2 separate regions of the Homo sapiens genome follow, and region 2 is linked to region 1. Evidence: chromatin loops called from intact Hi-C (ENCODE). Cell type or tissue: IMR-90. All regions are shown on one strand.

Region 1 (5,000 bases):
ACTTCCCCCTTCGCTCTCTCTCTCTCCTGCTTTGGCCATGTGAAGACTGCCTGCTTCCCCCTTTTACCTCCTGCCATGATTGTAAGTTTCCTTGGGCCTCCCCGGAAGCACAAGCCTGTGTAGCCCACAGAACCATGAGCTGATTAAACCTCTTTTCTTAATAAATTGCCCAGTCTCAGGTAGTTCTTTATAGCAATGCAAGAATGGACTAATACACACTCACCCAGCCAGCTCTCCAACAAGAGTCTGTTTTATACAGTGTGAGGCCTGGCAGAGAAAATGGAACAAGCCATGGATGCATTCACAGTCTATCTTGGTTTTTGGAAATGGGAGTTTCAGAAAAAAGGACAGGGCTGGGATCATGAAAGGGCTTGGCCATCATATGATAACTTGTACTGACCACTACTGGTATTAGTCCACAACCTCCTGGCTGTGGCCATTTGACTAAGGCAGCCTCTTCTTGGTGTAATTCAGGATTGTGAAGATCCACAAGGAGGTGACAGTACAGTTTAACAACTGAGGAGCATCTTCTAAGGCATACAAATATCCTGGTAGGACATGAGATTTAAAAAAAAACTAATCATGGTCCAGTTCCTACATATCCTGGTGAAACATCAAAACCTTGCCAAGGATAAAGGATTTGGCTTTAAAGATGTGTGTGTGTGTGTGTGTGTGTGTGTGTGTGTGTGTGTGTGTGTGCGCATGAGAGAGAGAGAGAGAGACAGAGAGAATGCACATTGGAGTCTGTGTGGTTGGCTCGGGGGAAAAGGGAGTAGTTTAGGAAAAAGGAAAGTCTGACAATAACAAGTAGAATCTGGAAACTACTTTTCTATAAAACTTTTCAAGGGCCAAATACCTCTGCAATGTCCTCCTTCTTGGCTACTGAGTGGCATAGGTAAGTAACCAAGGAGCTGCATATGGTCTGGTTAATGTCCTCTAGCTGTATGGGACTAAATTGGTATCCTTCTGCAACGGAGGTGTATTTATGGCTAAAATGGACTCTTGGAACTGCTTCTAAATCTTTGATTCTAGGAGGTTTATTGTGCCTGCTATACCAACTGGACCCTAAGTGGTTTTAACTTCCTGGAGTTAACTGTGTCACCATGACTGCCAAATTGTAGTCCCTGGTACCTGGTTCCCTATGAAGACCACAGTGGGTGGTATGTGTGGTGGTGATGATGACATGTATGCAGGGGAAGGCAACAAGGGAGTTGTAGAGACAAATTATGGCCTATGTCTCCATTTGTCTTCTGTTCAGGCTATGGAAAAAGCACTTGAGCAAGAATCTCACTTTCTGCAAAAATAAGTCTTTCTGAAACTTTTAGCTTTTGCAGTTCTACACAGTGAGCATGGCATCTGTGTTTTCCCATACCTGCTTACTTACCTCTGCCATGCAGAATATGCTGTAGTATTCTCATTACTGAATGGGAACGCAGAGAAAGGCTGATGGCAAGATAGCAATATTAAAGTAATATAATTTCTTGGTTCAAATAAAATATTGTATGCAAAAATGCTTAATAAACTGAAATGAATCTGTATATTTACTTTAAGTTCAATATTTGATATGCAGTAAGAATGCTTCTTGAAATGAGAAAGTGATTTAAGGAGAGATAAAAACCAGTGTATTGACTTAAATTTTTTTTAACTTGTGGCAAAATATGCATAACATACAATAAACCATCTTAACCATTTTTAAGTGGTTAAGCTCAGTAGTGTTAAGTGTATTCAGATTGTTGTGCAACCAATCCAGAACTTTCTTCGTCTTGCAAAACTGAAACTCTATTCCCATTAAATAGCTTTTATGAATTGTGCTCCTATGAACATTTATCTATGAGTATTTGTTTGAGAACCTGTTTTTAATTCTTTTGGGTATATATCTAGCAGTGGAGTTGCTGAGTCATATGGTATCTCTATGTTTAACTTTTTGAGGAGCCACCAAATTGTTTTCCACTGGGCTGAACCATTTTACAACTCCATCAGCAACATACAAGGGTTGTGATTTCTCCGTATCTTCACCAGCACTGTTTATTTTTCATTTTAAAAAATCATAGGAATCCTAACGGGTGTGAAGTGGTTTTTCTTGCATTTCTCTAATGACTAATGATTGTTGAATATCTTTTCATGTGCTTATTTTCCATTCATGTATTCATTTAGAGAAATGTCTATTCAAGCCCATTGCCCATTTTAAAATTGGGTTGTCTTTTTGTTGTTGAGTTATAAGAGTTTTCTAAATATATTCTGGAGATGATTTTCAAATATTTTCTCCTGTTCTGTAGGTTGTCTTTTCACCATTTTGATATTGCCCTTTGATTCATGGAAGTTTACATTTTGATGAAGTTGAATCGATTTTTTAATTTTGTTGTTCATCCTTTTGATGCTATATCTAAGAATCCACTGCCAAGTCTGAGTTCATGAAGATTGACTTTTATGTTTCTTCTAAGAGTTCTATGGTTTTATCTGTTATATCTAGGATATTGATCCATTTTGAGTTAATTTTAATGTATGCTATAAGGTAGGAACAGCTTTATTCTTTGGCTTATCAAAGCACAAAGAGGACCATCACAGGCAAATTAATTAAAGAACAGCATTTGGAAATTATTTGTCTTTCCTTCTCCCTCAGTTTAAACTGAGTTGCAGGCAGAAGTAGAATTTTCTCCTGAGATATAACTCAGAATTGTCTTCAAACCAAAATAAACTGATTGAGAAGCACTCCTAGCATTGGAGAAGAAAGGCAGAGTGAAGCAATCAATGTAAGATCTTTACAAGGATAGTATAGGGAGGAGGAGGGGAAGAAATGCAGTGGCTGACTTCAGTGTTCACTCCTAGAATAAACCCTGAGTATATCTCTTCAAGGTTGGAATTCTGACCCAGGATAATCACTTATTGGGTGGCAGGGCATGAGAGACAGGGCCGTATTGTCTGTTACAGACTGTCTCCAAGAGGGTTGAATAATTTCCATACTCAAAACAAGCTACCTACATACTCTGTCAAATTTCACATAACCATAAAGCACTAGCTGTTGTAACTAGGGTGTTTATTTATTGACATAAAAACAAGAATTCTCATATACAGATTGCAAGCAGTTAACCAGGAATCACAAAACACTTGAGGAAACCCAGCACTGTGAATGAGAAAAAATTCAGTAAGTAAAAAAACTAACACATGAGAAATTGGACTTCAAAAAGCAAACGGAAGAGTTAAAAAGTTAAATTAAAATTCTCATAAAGATTCCAGACAATTTTACTAACATGCACTAGTAATAGAATGGCATAAAAAATCAATTAAAATTATTGGTGTTTAAAAGTGAAAGAATAATTTTAAAAAGTCAAACCTCAGATCAGATGCATGTGAGGATGGCTGCAGATGAAGAAGCAATATGAGCTGGAATATGTAGTGGGGAAAATGCCCCAGAACTCAGCCCACACATGCAAAGAGAAAAATGTGTGAAAGAAAAGTTAAGATAAAATTGTTTGAAACTTAGAGTTCTTTATCCAAAAAGATACAAAAGCGTTTGAGAAAATAGAGATATTATTACACAATAATATTACTGTCTGTGGGCTTTCTCTGAAGGAATCCTTAGAGGATGTACTCAATCAAGACAAAACAATTAAGAAGGAGGAGGAAGACTTGAGATAAAAGAAGTTTGTTCTTTGTTTCCTTTACTGTTTTGCTTGTTTTAGCTGAAACTTGGCTCTTCCTTGAGAGCATGTTTCTTTCTGTAAAGCCCCTTGACACCAAAAAGCTTGAAGTTGGGGTGACTGTTTTTCTTATCCTTGGTTGCTATTCAAACAAAATTTCCTCCTTCCCTAAAAATCCTAGTTATTTTGAAGTGCTTCAGCTGCACTCCACACAGCCTTTCCTTGTTGCAGAAATTCCCTCACAATTTAAGTACTCCTTTTCATTCATTGAAGGTTTGCTCTCTTCCTCTGCATACTTAAATCATAATTTTTGCTAACCTCATCATCACTTAGTTCTGAGCCTTCTCATTTCCTATGATCATTTATTTTTTCACTCCCATGGTCATGCTCTAGACCTTGTCCTAGACAGCAACTACCAACACCGGAATTTCAATGTCAAGCTGAGTTCAACCTCCTGAGTTTCCAGCACACTAATCCGGCAGCTTGATGGTAACAATATTTCAACTCTTTGGAAAACTTTAATCTTTTAACCTGCCAGTTTTCTCTGTGTTACAGCCTACTTCTCATCTCTCTTCACTTCTCTCCTTACTCAGCTTAGAGTCCATGGTCCTTCGTCATGATTACACACTTGTAAACACCCCATCCCCTTTTCAACTCTTGCTTTTTACAGGAAAAAAAAAATCCCAGTTAAATTTCCAACTTTTAAAAATCCACATCTAAGCCACTGATGTAAATAGAGTAGAACACAATGTTTCTATCTGGTCTTATTTTATGCTTGCTGTCAAGCATGCTGTCATTTCATGCTTGTTGTCATTATTACTCAATAATTCCAACATGTATCCCTAATAAATATTCTTTTCAATATTTTTGATGAGTGTTTCATGTTTCCTTCTTCCTCTTTAAATCCTCCAATGTTCCCCACCCACCCCTGCTTAGCTGATGTATTTGAGTCTATTTTGTTGAAAATAAAAAAGAGAATAAGGGAATACACCCTCAAATATCTGCTGACCTACCTGTATCTGTACCCACGTTCTCCAACTTGCCTCTTACTACAATGGAGAGATTGTCATGTTCTTAACTAAGGTGAATCTCTCTACTCATGCACTAGACTCCATCCTATTTACCTACTCCAGGACTCCTCTCTGATTTTTTCCCATTCAATTTCACATCATCACATTTCTTATATATCAGATCATCCCCGAAGGCTACTAAAATGTAATATTCTAAGTCTTGAAGAAAAAATTTTCTGTTGACACTACATTCTCCTTCAGTTGCCCTTTGTTCCAGGCAAAAACTACCATCACTTTCTTTCTCTTTATAACAGACTTTCCTGGAAGAGGTATCTATACTCACTGTCTCTAC
Region 2 (5,000 bases), 53 kb before region 1:
GGAAAATGTAGCAGTTGTCAGAAAAATTTTCATACATTTGTATTGCTTAGGAAACTGACTGCTTTAGAAGAAGGCTGTATGTTCATTTAGAAAACAATGGGTTTCTTTACTTTAATGTTAATTGTATATTTGATATAGGAAAACACATTTTTCACTGATGCTTATCCTTTCTCTAATAATCCAAGTTCCTATCTTGACTCTATACAAATTAAAATTCGATTTGTAGCCAACTTTTACTCAGTAAAGGGGCTTGAGAATTGTGCTGCTCCAAATGAATTCTAGGTCAACAAGGGGAAATCTTTGCACCCTTCTGGAGTTGACTGTTTGAGGACAACTGCAGATTTACATTTAGAACAGATGAGAATGGAAACAGACTGTAATTAAAAAAGATTCGACTGTGAGGACTGCAAAGATTATGGAAGCTCCTTTTTTCCTCCTTAGTCAAGCATAAGTAAATAGAAAAATTGGAGTCCATATACAGGAGCCTTCACAAAAGTCTGGGTCACATCCTTCAAAAGGAATGTGGCAGCAAATGGATGATTACAAATTCCATGGACTCTGAAAAGTAGTCTGATCTCTTAGCTTTTGCAGTGATTTCCATAATGTATTTTACTTCACCATGACATCTTACTGCCATACATTGCCTGTTTTCACCCATGAGGTCAATTCTGAGTCACTTTGTGCAATTATGTAAAGTACAAGAAAATAATGTTACTGTCAGCCATTTTTGAAAATCTTCCCATGATAGAGTCTCACTCTAGACTAGTAACACTGTATTGTTCTTTCAATTTTGTACTGTATTTTAGAATACATTAAAAAAGTTTCTAGGCATCTTTTAAAAATGATTTCTAATATACCTCTTTCCAAGGTTTGTTTATTTTTAAGATAGTGGTCTTTAACAATTTTAATAAAAGTCTATGAGCATTGCTCACTGGCTATTTCCAGACTGGAGCCAATCTGACTATAGAAGAGATCATTCTATTTCTGTATATTAGCACCAACGAAACATAGACACACACTGTTATCCGTGCTGTGACAGTCTCTGGAGCCTTTTGCTTCAGCCTCAGACAAGGGGAGAAATCATATCGGCTTTGCTCATCCTCTTTCATCTGTGATTATGTTATTTACACAGCGAGAGGCATGGACTGATTGAAGGCACATGCAGAAAGTGTCTGTCTTGTAATTTGGGCGTGTCCAGGGCTGAGATAGGGGCTGGGAGAAGGCAGAGATGAGAAGCCTCTTCCTAAGAGCATAATCAGATTAAACTTCTCCTCAGAGGAGTATAACTAAAATAGTGTTTTCACTGTGGGTACATGGATTTATATAGACTGTTCAGAAAATAGACTGTATAGGTAAAAAGACAGAGATGTAGCATATAGAAAATAGATAAGTGATTCTAGCCTTAATTAGTGAAGGGCATAGCTAGTATTGAAGGGATAAAAATTCAGTAGATAAGAGCTATAAACCAAATGAATTTTAGGCAAGTTTTAGTCAGCTACCAAAGATAAAGGCCATATTCTCAAGGGCAATAGGGCATTGCAGAAAATTCAGTTGTTGAATGTCAGTGTTCAAAGAGCAGAGACCTAGCACACAAGTGGAGATGATATATCATGAGTGAAGGAGTTATCAATACTGTCAAATGCTGCTGAGAGGAAAAGCAAGATGGTGGTAGAGATTGATCACTAGATTTGGCCAGATAGATGGAGATCAATCTATCTATCAATTATCAATTTATCTATCTATCTATCTTATATATACATACACATAAACATATACATACAGAAATTGAATAATATTATTAGAAAACCTGATCATACAGCCCTTTAAATATATTTTTTGCAGATTTTTTAAAAAACTCACTGATTTGTAGGTTGATGTTGTATTAATTGTTGCAGAATAATTCAGATATTCTCATATTCATGGAGAACATTGTACCTCATATTTCTTGAAATGTCAAAGGCATTAGGAAGAAATAAATTTTTATTAGAACTTTATTGCAATACTTAATAAATTGACTATGCTTTCATTAATTTTGATCTTTGGTAAGAATTCATAGGGCATATGAGTAATTATTTTTCCTATTAGAATTCAACTGTCATAACTCTATTCAGAATCAGAATCATTGTAGAATTTTTGAGCTAATAGGGTTGAAAGACAAAAGAGTCTTAAAACAGAAAAGCAATTTGATGTAATAAAAAGAAAACTGGCTTGAAAGTTAAAAACTTGGGTGTAAATTCTAGCTCCACAACTTACTATTTGATTTTCTGTGAGTTTGTGGAGTCTCAGTTTTCTAACCCATAAGATGAGGATAGCTAGCATTTACATGCTTGTGAGAAGGGTCAAATCTGGTAATGTATATAAAGCACATAGTGCATGCCTGATATGGACTAGGAATTCACATCGTGTTGGTGGCTCTCCCTCATCACTCCCAAAGTCCCAAAGGTAGAGTAGCCCAGCCAGGACTAGAACCAGACCTCCTGACTTGATTTCCGAACTTGCCCATTTCTAATAATTTTTGACTTTGCTTCTGTCTTGAAAACTGTTAATTTTTCCAATGAGCCATCATGATTGTGAATGGAGATGAAGGCAGGGAAGCCTCTTGCCTCATGTGCTTTGGCTCTGCAGTCATGGTCACTGAGACCCTCACGAGGAAGTTGGGTGTAACATGGAAGCTATCCAAAAATAATCAGAAAGAGGCTGCTCTGTGCTTCAAGGAGTTTTCATATAACATAAGCATTAGTGCTCATTGTGTAGGGAAATTTAAGTGAGAATCGGTGTATGACATTCACTCCATTCCCAAATTACTGGTCTTTCAAAGCACTGAGGGGCCTGGGCCAGCTTTTTGTCATCTATTGCCAAAGGAAAAAGGATGTTTTCTTAGCAGATACAGTAACTGATGAAGTTCATGATGGCTGCCACCATTCCTGTCTCTCAGCCGGCACGGGCTACTCATGCATATTTTTAAGTCATCCACTTTGTGCATTCCCATCTCTACATCTTGGTCTATGTCTTCCCTGTTTTTCCTCCTTTCTCTGCCCACTGGAAATCACCTTTACTCTCTTTGAGACTTATGCATCCATCCTCAGAAGCTAGCTGCATTCCAATTTTTTTTTGAAAAGCTCAACACCCAAGAAAGCTCTCCATCCTTAGAACAATGGATAACCATTTAATCTAAAGAATAAAGCTATGCACAGTTTGACAGAAAGACCACACTGATCACAATTCCCATGTGGCTCTCTAATCTTCTAAAATGTATACTGATGACAGACAGGACTCTTCATGGGTCAACTTAGGACCAGTAATGACAGAAATAAAACTTATAGGCCTGGATCATTAGTTTCAAGAAAATATATTCAGCACCATCAATGATATGAAGTAGCACAGACAAAGGATACCTCTGAGCCCCTCTGCCCCCCATCTAGGGTGACGGCTCTGGGTGGTGCTGATGGTTAGCAGCCCATCAAACTGAAGAATCTGTGAGTCAGGATAAAGAATTTCATTCTTTTCCCAGCTAAAGGACTATGTCACTGCAGAGATATCTCCTGCTTAATGTAAATCAATAACTCTGGTACTCAGTAAACTTAGGGGCTAATGCTAAAATTAAAGCTTAGTTATGAGACCACATTGGAGAGTGTCGAGTCTTGCTTATTGCCTGTGCTCCCAGGCTGGCCAAACCTAAGGGAGCCATAACAAATGCTGATATAGTGGGTTGTCATGCAAAGAGCATGCATGATGGGAGCAGAAAGATCTAAGTTCAAGCCCTGACTCCTGACACAGTGGCTAGTTGTGTGTTCTTGGGCAAGAGAGTTGATTTCCGTGTCTTAGTCTACTCACCTGTTAAATGGTGGAAAGTTTGGCTTCTGCTTGGTTTCGCCTGGGTACATTCATATTGAGGTAGGAGGTGGGACTCCAGAGGTGGAGCTTGGACACTGGACCAAACTGAGGACTTGCTAAAACAGGGACAGGGTGGAAGCAGCTTCCCATAAGACATGCCCACCAGTGTGCCCTGTCAGTTTACCACTGCCATGGCAACACCCTGAAGCTACCTCCCCTTTTCATGGCAATAACCCAACAACCCAGAAATTACCACATATTTTTCTAGAAATTTCTGCATAATACACCCATCAATTTGCATATAATTAAAAGTGGATATAAATATGACTACAGAACTGCCTCTGAGCTGCTACTCTGGGCACACTGACTATGAGGTAGTCCTGTTAAGCAAGGAGCAGTGCCTCTGCTGTGGCTGCATACTGACATTTCAAAAAAAGTTGTTGCCTAACACCACTAGCTCACCCTTGAATTATTTCCTGGGTGAAGCCAAGAACCTTCTTTTGGGGCTCACCTGCCCTGCATCAATGTTACTGAATTCAGCTGGCTTGTCAGCTGAGGGTTGGTTTATATTCTCAAATTTGCCTCATTTTCTTCCACTCTTAGTTGAGGGCAAAACCAGAAATGTAGTCTGGGTGATATTCTGCCTGTATCCATTCATTTGTAGCCAAAGAACTGGATGGTCAGAGGATTCATGAAGTTGAAAAAAGATGCATTGTTGACACTTGAGTTGAAGTCAAGTTGTCTTGAGTCTGCAAGGTAGAGAGGGCCCTGCTGGCTTCACCATGTTCAGCAGCTGTGAAGTTGTTTCTCTCAGGACAAATGATGGTTGCAGACCTTTTAGAAACATTTCATCCTTAGAAATCTAGCATTGATTTTTTTTTTTAAAAAAACATCTTTTGAACATTACTGTCATCACTTATGAAATGTGGATAATAATACCTCCCTCTCAGGACAGCTGTGAAAGTTCACAATAGAACTGAAATTCTTCACACATATTATATGTTTGTTTTATCCAAAGGGTCAAGGTTGACTATGAGAGGATGTGCATGCTAGGAAGTAGCAGAATTCATAGTTTTGCTTTTGTTTTTTTGCTTATACAAGAATTGTGTTCTTATTGGAACCTTGATAGGATTAGCCCAAGAACATTTTTCTATCCGTGTAGCACT

Evidence for each region. Hi-C counts contacts between places; a loop is a spot of excess contacts. Peaks named below come from ENCODE experiments on the same cell type or tissue, not always from the same donor. Only the 100,000 strongest peaks of a DNase experiment are listed, where the experiment ranks them.
Region 2: it touches region 1 in a loop (2.5-fold over the local background); 1 of 110 quality-filtered maps calls a loop at or near these places.

The regions. Positions count from the first base shown.
Region 1 is chr5:57,557,540-57,562,539 of GRCh38, forward strand. No RefSeq gene overlaps it. Among named protein-coding and RNA genes, the nearest start is that of LNCBRM, 10 kb to the right of the region's middle. In IMR-90, no CTCF peak of the experiment used is centred here; a DNase peak (open chromatin) is centred at 1,892.
Region 2 is chr5:57,504,844-57,509,843 of GRCh38, forward strand. The region is part of intron 3 of RMEL3 (enriched in melanoma 3); the gene reads left to right. Among named protein-coding and RNA genes, the nearest start is that of ACTBL2, 25 kb to the left of the region's middle. In IMR-90, no CTCF peak of the experiment used is centred here; no DNase peak of the experiment used is centred here.